Regions from separate parts of the Homo sapiens genome. Here region 1 is linked to region 2. Evidence: chromatin loops called from intact Hi-C (ENCODE). Cell type or tissue: natural killer cell. All regions are shown on one strand. Links, peaks and the distances in the headings refer to the core of each region. The heading gives the core; the rest is flanking DNA. Region 1 overlaps MBD5 (methyl-CpG binding domain protein 5). Region 2 overlaps ORC4 (origin recognition complex subunit 4).

Region 1 (8,346 bases), core at 215-8,214, 210 kb after region 2:
AATTGTTGTGTTTTTAGTAGAAATGAGGTTTCACCATGTTGGCCAGGCTGGTCTCAAACTCCTGACCTCAGGTGATCTCCCCGCCTCAGCCTCCCAAAGTGAAATTCTTAATGACTGGCTACACTAACTTATGAATGCCATAATCAATACAGATTTTTTCTCCAGAGTCTTGATAGCTATTAACATTTTCCTCTTTTTTTCACTAAAACATAAAATGGAAATATAATTGTTTTGATTTGAATTTAATGTCTATCAAGATTGCATCTTTTTTATTGCCTTCGTATGTGTCTGTAGATCCAACATGTTTATCACCACAACTACCTGAGTTCTAATGGTCCCAAGACAACTCTACCACCAAATTTCTACCTTTGTTTCTCAATGTCTCTGTGCATTGGCTTCCTCTGTAAATGGGAATACAAAAATTACCTGTTTCAGGTTGTTACAAGGAGTAAAGGAAATAATGTACATAAAGCATTTGGTGAGGTTTTATATATTATGATATCATAATATATAAAGAACAATAAATAAGTCTAGGTTTTCTCCTATAGATGAGTTACAGTGATTTTTACATGTTTTCATAGTAAGTTCATCATATATATTAGATATAAGCACTTTGTTTTATTTTTTATTGTCATTTTTCTTATCTTTTGATTTCATTCTATGAAAGTTATAAATATTTATAATGAAATGGCAAGGAAAAAAGCTTATAAATGTTCATATGATAACTTCTGCTTCTTAATGGTTAAAAGTACATTCCATCTACCTATGAAATTAAAATATTCTTCTATAAATTATTCCATCAAGAAAGCATCGTGCTATGAGCTATATTAAACACAGGGATCATAAGAGGACATGATGACTTTCCTAGAGTAGCTTCTAATCTGGTCTAAGAGGAGGATTGTATTGTTCAGGGTTCTCCAGAGAAACAGTAGGGGGGAATATATATATGTATGTATGTGTATATGTATGTATGTGTATATGTATATATCTGTGTATATTATATATATATGAATATATCATATATGTATTTATGCATGTATATGTACATTTATAGAAATTTATTTCAAGATATTGGCTTAAGCAACTAAGGGACTGGCAAGTATTAAATTTGTAAGGAAGGCCACAGGCTGAAAACTCTCGGGCAGGAGCTGATCCTGCAGTCTTGAAGCAAAATTTCTTCTTCAAGTATATCTCAGCTTTGCTCTTAAGGCCTTTCAACTGAGTAGATGAGGCTCATTCAGATTGTGGAAGATAATCTCCTTTACCTAAAGTCAGCTGATTGTAGGTATTAACCCCAGTATTGTTTAACTGAATAACCGGGTACTCTAGCCTATCCAATTGGGGCAGAAAACTAACCATCACAAAGGCAAATAATATGGCAGACTTTTAACAGTAATTTTCATATTAATACATTTCAGCACTTCAATACTAAGTCATTCTTTAAATTGTGGCCTTTAATAAATAAACAAATAAAATGAATAAACTAATATGTTGAAAGGGAAAAGATGGCCAGGCACGGTGGCTCATGTCTATAATCTAACCACTTTGGGAGGCCGAGGTGGATGGATCACTTGAGGCCAGAGTTTGAGACCAGCCTGGGCATGATGGTGAAACCTCATCTCTACAAAAAATAGCTTGGCATTGTGGCTTATACCTGTGGTCCCAAGTTACCCTAGTGGCTGAGGTGGGAGGATCACTTAAGCCCAGGAAGTTGAGGCTGCAGTGAGCCAAGATTGCGCCACTGTACTCCAGCCTGGGTGACAGAGTAAGACCCTGTCTCAAAAAAAAAAAGAAAAGATTTGTTTTCAATATAAATGTCATGGATTTCTTTATTATCCCAGCTCTCTATAACATATATCCTATGAGTGTCTCTCTACAAAAAGAAACTATCATATGCGGTATACAAAGTATGACTAAGAAATAAAGTGATTTGATTTTTAAACTACTACATCATGCCATCCAAATGAATGTTAAGTCTTCCAAAATAATCATCTTAGGAAGCTGTACATTTATCTTATGATAGAAAAATTCCTTAATCGTTTGCATATCCTCTTTTAAAATTACCTCCTCAATCTGAAGTGCATTATTTTGACTATATTGATAGTTTCCTCACCTTCTTTAAACTTTTGCTCAAATGTTACTTCCTCAGTAAGAATTACTCTGACCATTCTATTTTAAATTGCAGTCCCCCCCTTACCTTGCTTTCTTTTTCCCCCCTAAGATTTAAATTTTCTAATGCATATGTAATCTACATATTTATTGTCTGCCCACACTAGAAACTACGCAACACCGAGGCAGGGTTTTTGCAATCTAATAGAGGTACTTTCTCAAAGAGTTTGTAGATATACAATCCAGTTTTTATAAAAATGTAGCACTTAAAAGCAAGTCTAATTCAGACTTAAGTTGTTTTTGAACAGAAATGTGATCTGGGGCTGGGCGCGGTGGCTCATGCCTGTAATCCCAGCACTTTGGGAGCCCCAGGCAGGCAGATCATGAGGTCAGGAGATTGAGACCACCCTGGCTAACACAGTGAAACTCCATCTCTGCTAAAACTACAAAAAAAATTAGCTGGGCATGGTGGCGGGCGCCTGTGGTCCCAGCTACTCGGGAGGCTGAGACGGGAGAATGGCGTGAGCCTAGGAGGCAGAGCTTGCAGTGAGCCGATATCACGCCACTTCGCTCCAGCCTGGGTGACAGAGCGAGACTCTATCTCAAAAAAAAAAAAAAAAAGAAATGTAATCTGGTTTCAACACAGAAAAAAAAAGACATTATACGTATACTGATGACTTTTAAAAATACTTCGCACATCATTAAGGAACACTTTAAATGTAAGAACTTCTAAAGAAGTTCTTCTGATCTAAATAGTTGGCCTTTGTATACTTTATTTTAACCTATTAAGGCACTTTTTTAAAAAGCTGCTTTAAAACTTTTTTTAAAATTCATCATTGGAAACATGATCCATTTATTTATTTGTTAATTCATTCATTTAAAAATAAAGCAAAGTTGTGTACCAACCATCTGCCAGGGATTATTCTAGAGATGCAGTATTTTTCTTGATTACTTTGCCAACCGGAGACCTCTGGCCAATGATGCCCCTCCCCAGGCCTTGCTCAGGCCTGGGCTTGCCACAGGAGATGCCCTGTTTACTTGACACACCAGGCCATGCCTGGCTTGCCCCCCAGCATGGATCCCACGGCTCCTGCAACTGCGTGCTCAGTCCCTGGCAGGAGGAGATGTGTGTGCCAGTGAATGCAGGGTCTGGCTGGCCATTCCAAGCACTGGCACAAGAGTGGGCTCCACATGGGGCTTGTTCCTGGACCAGGTGTGTTGCAAGTGACTCCCACAGTGGGCTCTGGTCTCCGGACGAGGGAAACACAGGGACACCCAAGCAGGGGTACCCACGACCCTGAAGCCCCAGAGGGGGATGTTACAGCATGCTAATGACCTCTTTTAGTCCCATTGTCTGCAGCCCGACAGACAGAGGCGCCTTAACAACTCTGTCAGCCCGGTTGCCCTGCTCTAGCCTGCACCTCCAGGGCTGCCTTGGCCTTGCTGCTGCTTCTTGTCATATGGGATGGCTGCCCTCTGCTGGCAGAGGGCCACAGTGTTACAGCCTTCTGTGTACCCGCGTTCAGTCGGTCCGAAGTTCTTGTCCTGCATCCAAGAAGAATGAGGTTATGCTGACAATCAAAGGGTGAGAAGGGTGGAGAAAAATTTTATTAAGTGACGAAACAGCTCTCAGTGGAGAGGGGATGCAAGAGTGGTCCCCCACCTGAAGTTGGGTGGTTTCTCTCTCAGTGTGGCTGGATCTGAGGCTTTTATGGGCTCAGACTGGGGGAGTGTGTGCTGATTGGTTTGTGAGTATGCAAAAAAGGCTAAAACAAAGGCTCAAGGGGCACAACAGTGTAGAAAACAAATTAGGAAAGGGTAGGTACATGTAAAATAAGTGAAGGGTAGGGATGAATCGGAGGAAAGCATGCCAAACAGGAAGAGAAGTTCTCAGTCCGGTCCTTGGATTTACCTGAGATTTGTAGCTAGGCTTTAAACTGTCATTGGCTTGAAGGTTGGGTTTCACTGGCCCTGCCTCTATCTGCCTAGGCATTTGACTGCCTCCTGCCACTATCACTAGGAGCTGGCATAAACAGTGAAGGAGATGGAGTCCTTGCCTGCATGGAGCTTACTACCTTATTAGGGAAGACAAACAATAAACAAGTAAATAATTACATAATATAATTTCAAAATATGATATGTTCTAAAGAGAAAAATAAAGCATGGTAAATAGATAGAAGGTAATTGGGTTTGGAATTGGAAGTCCTATTTTGATAAAGTGGTCAGGGAGGCCTTCCCTGAGGTAGTGATATTCAAGCAGAAACTTCCAAGTTGATGGAAGTGGTGAGCAATGTCTAGAAGAGTGACCTAGGCAGCAGAATGGAACAGCAAATGTAAAGACTGTTGATTCAGCAAAAACAATTGTACTTGAGGCTCAACAAGAAATCTAGTCTGCTGGTATGGAGAAAGTGGGAGAAAGAGTGGTTTGAAATGAGGTTGAAGGGATTACAAGGCCAGAAATGTAAGGGGCTTATAGATCATATTAAAGAATTAAAAATTTAGGTTTAATTTTAATCACAAAGAGAAACTATTAGTGAGTTTTGCACTTGGGATTGATGTGATTTGAGAAATTTAAAACATCTTTGGAACATATATTGGATTTTTTTAGAGGTAACTTCAATGGTAAATAACTTTTTTGTTTAAAAAGCAGTTCTTTAGGCCAGGTGTGGTGGTTCATGCCAGTAATCTCACCACTTTGGTAGGCTGAGGTGGGAGGATCACTTGAGGTCAGGAGTTCGAGACCAACCTGGCCAACATAGTGAGAACCCATCTCTTAAATAAATAAATAATAAAAAGCAACTCTTTAAAAGCTGTAAAATAGACTGGCCAACATAGTGAAACCAGTCTCTACTAGAAATACAAAAAAATTAGCCAGATGTGGTGGCAGGCACCTGTAATACCAGGTACTCAGGAGGCTGAAGCAGGAGAATCGCTTGAACTTGGGAGGTGGAGGTTGCACTGAGCCAAGATCGCGCCATTGCACTCTAGCCCAGGCAACATCACGAGACTCCATCTCAAAAAAAAAAAAAAAAAGCTGTAAACTAATGAATTTTTAATTTTTTACCATAACAATTTTTAATGATTAGGAAAGTTCACAAATGAAATTAAAAGGCACTAATGAAATTAAAAGGAAACCTGGGAACTAATATTTGGTACATGCAACAAAGAAGATGCTGATTTTCTTAACATGCAAAGAGTTGTAACAATTAAATGTGGGAAAGATGGCCTATTTGCATAAAAGACCTGAAAATGCAGTTTATCAGAGAAGAAATGCAAATGGCTAATAAACCTGTAAAAATAATTTTCCACCCATTCCCTTGCACTCTGATGACATTTTTCTAGTGCTCGCTTGATGTCTGTGTGTTTTGCTATTCTTTTTATTCTTTTCCTGAATTATCTTTGTTATTACTACTGTTCTTCTTCTGTTGCTCATGACAGAATATAATGGTTTTACCTAGCTACCTATTTTCAAGAGGTGCGTGTGCATTAGGAAGGAGGGTCAAGGAAAGGGTGGGTTCACATTATTGTTGCAATTTTGCAAGTCTTCACAAGAAGGTAATCTCCGCTGCAACAGAAACAAAATACTTCCTATGAGGATGGCTTGTCTGTGGATCCTTTATGTAGCCCTGTCTTTTATGCTTCTCTAAAGCTGAGTCTAGCAAGATTCTGCTGACAACTCATCTCACCTTTGTTCCCATACTTGTGATTATAAGCAATACCTGTAGCAACATAAGGTATGTTATGTGTACGATCAGAGAATAGATTGTGGACATCATTTTCTTGGATCTACACTGCAGAGCCCTTTACCATGGATAAATTTCTCCAAGACTGCTTCTGTTCATGTATTTTCATGTGGCTCCTTCTAATTTTGCATCCCCTTTTGCCTATTTTAGAGTATAAGGGTCAAACCTGAACTCTAATTTTGCTGAAAATATAATGCTTAACTTTCTTCAGGAAGAAAGAAAAGGAGAGAGGGAAAGAATGGGAGAAAAGAGAAGAGAAAAAATGAATAAAGCAATCACCTTTGTTGGAAAAACCTACAATCCAGAAAGCAAGGACTCTGGAAAAGACATCATGAAACAATAGTAGAAGATGAATTATGAGCTGGCCAAACTTAGGAAAAAAGGATTTATTTCAAATATGAAATTGGAAGGAGCACAAGAAAGGCTAGACATCATGGAAAGCACCTTAAGGAATATTGTGGATTAAAATGTGAAGAATGAATAAAATAAACCAAAGAAAAAAAAGATTAGAAATAAAATTTTGTGAATGTATATAGATAGACTGAGACAGAGAAAGACACAAAAGAAAACCAAAAGAGTAGAAAAGAATGAATTATTTAAAGATAAGACTCAATAATAATTTAAAATATAATTTTGATCTACATATTGAAAGAGCATACCATGGACCAGGGAAAGTTGACCTAGAACTGTCAATACTGAGACATGTCCTCATAAAATTTCTGTACATTAAACATGAAGAAAGAATAGTCAGGTCAATAATAGAAGGGGAAAAAGTCAGACTTGTGTCTGTCTTATCCACATCAACATTTAGTACCAGTTGCCAGTGGAGTAACAGCTACAGGATCTTATAGAAAGGAAAGTGTTTAATATTTTAAATTTAGCCCAAATGTCTTCAAGTTTAAATACTAAAGACAGTTTTGAACTCAACAAATATAAAGACAGTTTTGAACTCAAGAAATACTTTTTGAAAACATTCTTAGAAAATGAGCTACTGCCAATCAGATATAAATAAACAGGAAAATTATCATAGAAGGTCTGTCAGCAAGCATTGAAAGGATTTAACTGTAAAAGAAAGACTAAAATGTGGGAATTAGAGCTAAAGAACAAAATGTAGACACTATATATAAATATAAATATAAAATGTTTACTAAAATTCCCTAAAAATAAAATATATTCCCTAAAAATATACCACTTCTACCTGTTTTCTCCACTTTTTTTCCCCAGTCTTTACAATTGTCTTATTATTTTTATTTTATTTTTTTTTGAGACAAGTCTCTCTCTGTTGCCCTGGCTAGAGTGCAGTGGCGTAATCTCGGCTCACTGTAACCTCCACTTCCCAGGTTCAAGCGATTCTCCTGCCTCTGCCTCCCAAGTAGCTGGGGATTACAGGCACCCCCCACCACACCTGGCTAATTTATTTTTATTTTTTTGTATTTTTAGTAGAGACGGGGTTTTACCATGTTGGCCATGCTGGTCTCAAACTCCTGACCTCAGGTGATCCGCCTACCTTGGCTTCCCAAATTGCTGGGATTACAGGCGTGGACTAATTTTCTCATCTTTAATACTTGGAAGTCAAAGAATATCAATTAAAGCTGACAAAAAATAAAAGTATCAGCATAATTTAACAATACAAGGAAAAATAGTGAAAAACATTAACTGAAATATGATGAATGAAAGAAAAAGGGCAGAGTAATAGAAAGCATGCAAATATTATAATTGCTTATAACAGTGAACTAATAGATTTTGAATACAGAAATAAGGACAGATATAAATTACATGTTTATTTGTAAAAACAAAGTTGCATAAAATTATAAACATAACCACTGGAACAAAGATACAGAGAAATTACCCATGGAGAAAAATAGGATAAACAGTACCAATGATATTTTTGTTTAAAAATATGTAGAAAATAGGCAGGCTGCAATGGCTCATGCCTGTAATCCCAGCACTGTTGGAGGCCAAGGCAGACGTATCCCTTGAGCCCAGGAGTTTGAGAACAGTCAGGGCAACATGGCAAAACCCTGCCTGTACAAAAATACAAAAATCAGCCAGTGATCCCAGCGACTTGGGAGGCTGAGGTGGGAGGATCACTTGAGCCCGGGAGTTCGAGACCACCCTGGGCAACATGGCGAAACCCCAGCTCTACAAAAAATACAAAAATTAGCTGGTGGACCCAGTGACTTGGGATGCTGAGGTTGGGAGGATTGATTGAGCCTGTGAAGTGGAGGTTGCAGCAAGCCGAGATCGCGTCACTGCACTCCAACTTGTGCAACAAGAGTGAGACCCTGTCTCAAAAAAAAAAAAAATAGAGAGACACACACACACTTGTATATGTAGACATATATATTATATACACACGCATATATATGTATACAGAGAGAAAACAAAATAACAGAATGAAGAACAATTCTTTCTGTTAGATGCCCACTGTCACATTATCATTTAACATTTTACTAAGGGGAATCAGCCAAGAGAAAAATTAATGTAAGTGGAT
Region 2 (8,346 bases), core at 291-8,290:
TTACAAAGGAAGGGATGAATTCTGAAATATATTCACTGACCACTACTTACTGTATCTGTATTTGAAATTTTATAGTTACATGCTAACTAAAGCAGGATGACTAAATAATCTCAAGACTCAATCACATGTATATTCATACTCCCATTTTTCAACTGAGGTGGCTTATTTATTGTAATTCTCCATTCCTATGCTTTCCAAGGGTTGCTTGTTGATAAATTCTAAAAATTATGAAGTACATCCTTTACTGCTCTTGAGGTTTCATGAGTACTTATAACTCTTCTTTCTCATGATGCCTTCCTCAGATCCAAACCCTCACTCAGAGCCTCTTTGTCTACCACACTGATTCTGCATAATGTATTTTAGACTAACTCTGTTTGGCCAACAATAATGATAACTATTCAGTAAACTCTCTGTTTTTTTTGTTTTTTTGTTTTTTTGAGACAGAGTCTCGCTCTGTTGCCCAGGCTGGAGTGCAGTGGCGCTATCTCGGCTCACTGCAAGCTCCACCTCCCGGGTTCACACCATTCTCCTCCCTCAGCCTCCTGAGTAGCTGGGACTACAGGCGCCTGCCACCATGCCCGGCTAATTTTTTGTATTTTTAGTAGAGACGGGGTTTCACCATGTTAGCCAGGATAGTCTCGATTTCCTGACCTCGTGATCCGCCTGCCTCGGCCTCCCAAGGTGCTGGGATTACAGGCGTGAGCCACCGTGCCCAGCCTTAGTAAACTCTCTTAACATCTAAAGACAGAATTAGAAAATAGCTGACACTAACAACTTATTCCTACATATAGCTCAATAGCCATTCAGATGTCAAATGTTTTCCTACCTTAGAAATAGAACATAAAAGCCCTCCATTTAGTTTGCACAACTAACTTAAGCTCCTCATCTTAGGTTAGTTCTAATCACTGTTTTTTAGACTAACATAATCCTAAACTTTGTGGGAGAAGCAACCTGGATGAACTCCTGGTGACAGTCCTTCATGTCAAATTTGAAGTTTGGTCAATTTACCAAATACCTCTCTGCTTGCTGACTAGCAATGGTATACAATGACCTGCCCAAGATGACATAGCTTACTTAACAGCAGCAGTAGCTGTTAGGTCTATTGACTCCCAATCAGAGGTTGGTTAGTCTCAACTGGCATGAAAAAAAACCCTGCAAACATCAGAAAGTTCATCAAAATCATCACTGGGCTTTTCTTTAGGAGACAAAACATAGCAGAGGAATACATTCTGAAAGAACACGGTTATTATAACAGATGTTCAATACCAACAATTCACTTCTCTTTGAATGTCTATGTGTACAATTTGTATTTTTTTCTGTACACATCTTTATTTTTAAGATCATAAACTTTCTTCCCATCGCTAAAAAGGAATACATGTTTCGTACAGAAACTCTGGAATTTTAATTAGGAATTGTGCAGATAAAATGGTAAAAAATGGAATCAGAGAATCTTTCTCCTCTAATAAAACAAAACAAAAAACTGTTAAACAGAAATACTTTAGCAGTAACTAAACAAAGAGACAAGTTAATAATAAACAAGCCTAGAAAATTCTACAGGAGTTCTCCATAGTTCCTAACTTTAACCTCACTCTTAAAAGCTATACTTGCATCAATAAAATCTCCTAAACTCTCATCAATGTATCAAATATGAAAAGAAGAAAACTGATAAAAACTGTAATTCAATTATTAAATTTCAAGCCTAAAAAAAAGAATTCACTGGGACTCAGCCTGAAAAACACCTACAAGGGAGAAAAAAATGCTAAAATATGGTGTCATAATATCTACAAAGTTCTGAGAGAGAGACCAAGACTCATACCTAGCAAAGATGTCACTCACATATAAAGGTAACAGGTATAGCCTTATCAAATAAGAATGAACTTATTTAGTACACAGAGCCAATAAAGCCTTGTGTGGAGTGTGTGTGTTGCAGGAGGATATGGGGAACTCAATGACAAAATCCAGCCAACTAAAGCATAATTAAAAACACAATTTTATACAGACACACACACACATACACACACACACACACACACACACTAGTGACCTTTGAATCCACTAAAATAAAAAACTAAAACCAAAAAAAGGTAAATAATTATAGTAGCAGGTGGAAACATAAGTCGTTACACAGTGAAAATAATCATTCAACAAAAAAATGAAAAAAAAGTGGCATGAATGCATACGGTTGCTAATTTCATTCTTCAGAGTAGAAAGAAAATGTCTAAACTTAAAACATGAAGTGTAAAAAAGGAACTTAAAACTATTTTTTTTTTAGACCCAGGGTCTCACTGTATTGCACAAGCTGGATTTGAATTCCTGGGCTCAAGAGATCCTTCCGTCTCAGCCTCCTAAGTAGCTGGGTCAACACCTTGAGCAGCTTGAAACTTTTTTTAACCTAAGATTGAGATCTTTAAAAAAAAAAAAATCTCTTGGGTTTAATAAATATCTAAAGTCCAGCAATTCCTATAATTTTTATTAGGTTAAAAATGTGGCCTGCCTACACACACACATACTTTTTCAACCAAAATGGGCTCTATTTCATAATATTTGTCATTTAAAAGAACAAGAACTTTCCATATATAGATATATATATGTGTGTGTGTGTGTGTATATATATACACACACACACACACACACAAAAAGTAACATATTTTAAATTATTTTTTCTACAGCTACCATAAGGTAAAAAACAAAAATAAGAATTAGTGGATCAAATTGTTTAAGAAAAAGAACCATGTACCTCAGCTGGATAATCAAAAGTACTCTAGTATTATGAGCATCTTACTAGTAATTACGACGCCAGGAGCTGTAACACTGTGTACCCAAAAAAAAGCATTTAAGGAGAAAACAGGTGTGAACATGTCCGATTTATTTAGTTTCAAAGTTGTCCAAGCACAGGTCAAAGAGGTAACAACAAACAATTTTTCCTATCTTTCATATAAATGGTCAGTAAGGTGGCTGGTGCAAAATAACCCTCTGGAATAAGAAAGTATTGTAGGCTGGGCACAGTGGCTCCCACCTGTAATCCCAGCACTTTGGGAGGCCGAGGCGGGCAGATCATGAGGTGAGGAGATCGAGACCATCCTGGCTAACATGATGAAACCCCATCTCTACTAAAAATACAAAAAATTAGCCAGGTGTGGTGGCCGGCGCCTATAGTCCCAGCTACTTGGGAGGCTTAGGCAGGAGAATGGTGTGAACCCGGGAGGCGGAGCTTGCAGTGAGCCAAGATAGAGCCACTGCACTCCAGCCTGGGCAACAGAGCGAGACTCTGTCTCAAAAAAAAAAAAAAAAGAAAGTATTGTAATATGTTTACCTATAAATATCTATCCAAAAAATAAGAGCTAAATTAAACTTAACTAATATTTAATATATACATTGACAAATTTTACTTGGTCTCTGTATCAGCAGGTCAAGTCATGTTACTCAACCCAGACGCCCTAAGGAAAGGGAAGAGTTCAAGATCAATAACAAGAAGGGGTTCCGAGTGGCACCATCACATATTCATTTACTGTCAGCTCATTAATACACAATGTAGGTATATGAATCCAGTTTGGAGACATTACTGAATCCAGCTGACTTACTGAATTTTTTTTTTTTTTTGAGACAGAATCTCGCTCTGTCGCCCTGGTGGGAGTGCAAGGTTGCAATCTTGGCTCACTGCAACCTCCGCCTCCTGGGTTCAAGCTATTCTCCTGCCTCAGGAGATAGGAGCTGGGATTACAGGCATGTGCCACCATGCCTGGCTAATTTTTGCATTTTTAGTAGAGATGGGGGTTTCACCATGTTGGCCAGGCTGGTCTCGAACTCCTGACCTCAAGTGATCCACCCACCTTGGCCTCAGTTGGGATTACAGGCCTGAATCACCACGCCCAGCCTCACTTGCTGAATTTAAAGATGTTATTATTTTTAAAATGTAAGTGAAATAATCTCAGCTGTTCCAACTGCAGCTTTTTCCTGGAATGAAAAATGGCTGCCTGTCAACAGCATGCTGCTTAGTAAATAAAAAACAAAAAGCAAAAAAAAAAAAAAGATTTACTTCATCTGGAATTTTAAAATAAAAGTAGGAAAGAAACTGCTTTTTAGAAGAAATTTGTGTTATAGGGCATTTTGAAAATGTTTCCAACACTGATTTTATAGCCAAAAATTAGGTGTTACCTATAAAAATTCTCATATCTATACACTTAAAACATTTATAAACATAACTTTTTATTCTATTCACAAATATTTCTGTAAATAATGTAAGTTTTATATGTGTTGACCTAAAAGGAAAGAAGTTGAGGCAAAATTAATAACATACATAGAGAGTTCATTTGAGCCAAGCTTGAGGGTTGCAACCAAGGAGCATAAATTCAAGTTGCCCTGAATATGCTCATTAGCAGCAGTAACAAGTAGATTTTTAAAGAGAAAAAGAAAAATAAAAAGGCACGCTCTGAGTTGTTCACCAAGAATCTACATTAAAATAACAAACTATCCATTGGCTACAGAGTGGCAGGGGGTAGGGAGTTGGGGTGGAGTATGGGGGCATAACTGAAGTCCCATACTACTCACATCTCTCTGGGCCTGCATACCTCAGAGCTCAGACTGTTCTGAGCATTTTTTGTTTTCTCATACCCATTTGTTAAAAATATAAAAACATACCACTTTTCGGCTGGGCGCAGTGGCTCACACCTGTTATACCAGCACTTTGGGAGACTGAGGTGGGCAGATCACTTGAGGTCAGGAGTTTGAGACGAGCCTGGCCAACATGGTGAAACTCCATCTCTACTAAAAATACAAAAATTAGCCAGGTGTGGTGGCACGTGCCTGTAATCCCAGCTACTCAGGAGACTTGAGGCAGGAGAACTGCTTGAACCCAGGAGGCGGAGGTTGCAGTGAGCCAAGATCGCCAACACTGCACTCCCACCAGGGCAATAGGGCGAGACTCATCTCAAAAACAACAACAATAGGAACAACAACAACAAGAAACAAAAACCATGCACCACTTTCCAAGAACACTAATTTATATCAAGTTTTTCTTAGTTTGGAATAAGAACTAACACATCAAGAGAAGATGAAATTGGCTAACAACTCCTACAAAAACCTTGGTAAAATTAGTGGATGAGACTAGAAAATATAATTCAAAAATACACAAATGATCATGTATTATTTTCTCTAATACCCTTACTTTGAGGCAAAACCTTACAGCTCCAGCAGATGGGGGCATTACTTTGTGAAAAGAACTCTTAGTAAATTAAAAAGATGTTTAATACTGCTTTCTTTCCAGATGGTGGCAGAAGAAAACACCGAAAACAATACCACTACCCCACTCCCTTTATTAGAAAAAAGTTAAAATACAAATTCTATTACTGTTTACCTAGGACCTAACTTCACACGGCTGACATTTCTCAAAGATAGGTAAGTATGGACAAAATTTCAGAACTTTGCCTCTCTTCAGTTCGATAAAATGTTCTTGATTTGCTAGCTAAACAGTCAAATAACGTAAAATGAAAGGTATTTTAGGAGAAATTTGAAGGTGGTTTCCATGTTTTGTTACTGTCCTTTGAGATGAAACTGAGGCAAGAAAAATACATTTAAGCTGTTTTTCAGTCCATCAGAATTAGTTTTCATTCTTTTTTCTCCCCCAGTTGGATTGTTTGTACAGAGGTAAAGATTAAAATAGAGTTAAAAGAATGGTTGAGTGTGGGGAGAAATAAGGGCCAATACTGATATATATTCCAAGTTAGAAAATAAGTAAACTCTGTTAGTTCTTCCTAAAGAGATCAGCTCAAAAATGCTATCTATATCAAGTTGGGGCACAGCCTCTGGTGAGATGTTTCCTTGAGTTCTCCAGAGCTGAAGAATAATTCCACACAAATCAACTTTTGGACCACAGGTGAATAAACCATGGTAATTACTGACAGTTTTGTAAAATCTTTTTTTCCTCCTCATTTGTTGCCAGTGAATATTAAAAGGACACAATTTACTTAAGGACACATTCAGATTAAATGATTCCAAGGTTTGATAACCTTTAGTTAAGTAATATGATGCCATGATATTTTCTCATTGATATTAAAATGAAGAAAAATATTTTATAATGTCTTGGTACTTAAACTGATTAAATAATTGAAAAGGCTTGCAATTCTCCAGAAAAGCCATGTTCTCTCTAACCTCTGAATTTCAGTAATCTTCACTAGTACATGGCAGTATGTCTGGAATCATATATACACAGACACACACAACCACACATACATATATATACACACATATGAATATAAACGTATATACATATATATCTTTTTTTTTTTTTTTTGAGCTGGACTTTCACTCTGTCGCCTGGCTGGAGTGCAGTGGCACCATCTCAGCTCACTGCAACCTCCACCTCCAGGGTTCAAGCGATTCTCCTGCCTCAGCCTCCTGAGTAGCTGGGATTACAGGCATGCGCCACCACGCTCGGCTAATTTTTGTATTTTTAGTAGAGATGGGGTTTCACCATATTGGCCAGGCTGGTCTCGAACTCCTGACCTGGTGATCCGCCCACCTCAGCCTCCCAAAGTGCTGCTGGGATTACAGGCGTGAGCCACTGCACCCCATACATATATATCTTTTAATAAGTGTACTTACTTTATAAAGTACCTATTAGAGCCTTGATATTCATGAATAAGCCAATAAAGTTGTTTTCAAGAACATGGGAGGTAAATAGTTATGAAATAAACAACCCCCAGAAGGATAATCAGAGAGTTAATACTATGATATGTTCAGTAAAGAAAGACATTTAGAAATTACTACAGTTGGCCGGGCATGGTGGCTCACACCTGTAATCCCAGCACTTTGGGAGGCTGAGGCGGGTGGATCACCTGAGTTCAGGAGTTTGAGACCAGACTAGACAACATGGTGAAACCCCGTCTCTACTAAAAATACAAAATTAGCCAGGTGTCGTGGTGCGTACCTGTAATCCCAGATACTCGGGAAGCTGAGACAGGAGAATCGCTTGAACCGGGGAGGCGGAGGCTGCAGTAAGCGGAGATTGCACCACTGCACTCCAACCAGGGCAAGACAGAGCAAGACTCCGTCTCACAAAATGAAAAAAAGACATTACTACAGTTGTTTTGATTATTAACCATGGAATACACCTTGTAAATGATACAAAGTATCAATTCTGCAGTAGTGTTGATGAATGAATAAAAAAGAAATACTAGTTGGAGGACTTCTTTAAAGTATACGTCTTAAAATGCATTTACTTCTGAATTATATAGGCTAACAAAAGAACTAACACAAATTTGCAACGTATTTAGAAATCCTTTAGAAGCTTTGGAAATGCATTATATGATCTTACTGGCACTGACATAACTACATCTTAAATATTATAGTGATCAACAGTAGTCTATGTTCTCTGAGCACATGGAAGTAGGCTACCTTCAGGATTTAAGCTTGTGAATCCAAGCTAATGTGTTTAATTGGATGGATAAATAGTATAAGGGCGACAGACACTTGAATCAACGAAAACTTTTTTTTGTTTTTGGTTTAAGAGATGGGGCTTCCCTCTGTCAACTAGGGCAGTGGCACGATAATAGCTCACTGAAGTCATGAACTCCTGGCCTCAAGCAATCCTCCTGACTCAGCCTCCTAAATAGCTGGGATTACAAGTGTGAGGTACTGCCCCTGACAAAAATATCATTTTTGTGAAGGATGGTTGCATTATATGGGACACAAGATTTAAGACTAGGGCACTAAAATTGGTGGGTGAGAAGGCACATGTAGACAAATTTTCCTTGAAAAGCCCCAAACTACACATAAATTACAGAACTGTACTTTCTTGCAATATCAATTACTTCAGGGTATATGTTCATTTGAGAAGAATAATGAATAGAATACTGTCCACTATTCAAATAAATTTTTCCTTTGCCACGTTTACAGACTTGAGTTTACTTAAATGTAAGTATGATACTGCTAGGGCTAAGGAAATGATACTCCAAAATAAAGTCCTCCAAAGCAGCTCTCTCTGACCATCTCCTAACTTCCTGTCTCTGGCCTCTCATTCTCCTGAGGCTAGCCACTGAAACTACCATCCCTCGTCCCCAAGGTAGTCCACAGAAACCAGAACTCCCTTTCCCCAAAGCCAGCCACAGAACCTAAATATATTACTCTAATGTTCCCTGCCCTCATCTTTCTGTGTAAAAACTAACTATAAAGACATATCTGACCTATTCTGTTTGATTGTAGGTCATAGGATCCCCATTCCAGAAAGGGTGCTGTTCCATACCCGGAAGGAAAGAATGCTGCACAGAGAGGCCAAGAAGAATCTATACAGACAGGCAGGCCTTGCTGGGTTTCCCCACTCAGTATATGGCTGTCCAGACTTTGCTGAAC

The links. Hi-C counts contacts between places; a loop is a spot of excess contacts. Peaks named below come from ENCODE experiments on the same cell type or tissue, not always from the same donor. Only the 100,000 strongest peaks of a DNase experiment are listed, where the experiment ranks them.
Region 1: a loop joins it to region 2, with 20 times the contacts of the local background. A loop is called at or near these places in 24 of 110 quality-filtered maps.

The regions. Positions count from the first base shown.
Region 1 is chr2:148,197,980-148,206,325 of GRCh38, forward strand. All of the region lies in intron 2 of MBD5 (methyl-CpG binding domain protein 5), which reads left to right. Among named protein-coding and RNA genes, the nearest start is that of MBD5, 180 kb to the left of the region's middle. In natural killer cell, for the core only: no CTCF peak of the experiment used is centred there; a DNase peak (open chromatin) is centred at 3,582.
Region 2 is chr2:147,984,778-147,993,123 of GRCh38, forward strand. All of the region lies in intron 1 of ORC4 (origin recognition complex subunit 4), which reads right to left. LOC105373674 (a long non-coding RNA gene) reads left to right here. Exons shown (of 5, transcript XR_007087258.1): 3 at 3,406-3,531; 4 at 5,264-5,394; 5 at 8,200-8,346. Among named protein-coding and RNA genes, the nearest start is that of ORC4, 32 kb to the right of the region's middle. In natural killer cell, for the core only: CTCF peaks have their summits at 5,224 (motif pointing right) and 5,427; a DNase peak (open chromatin) is centred at 5,224.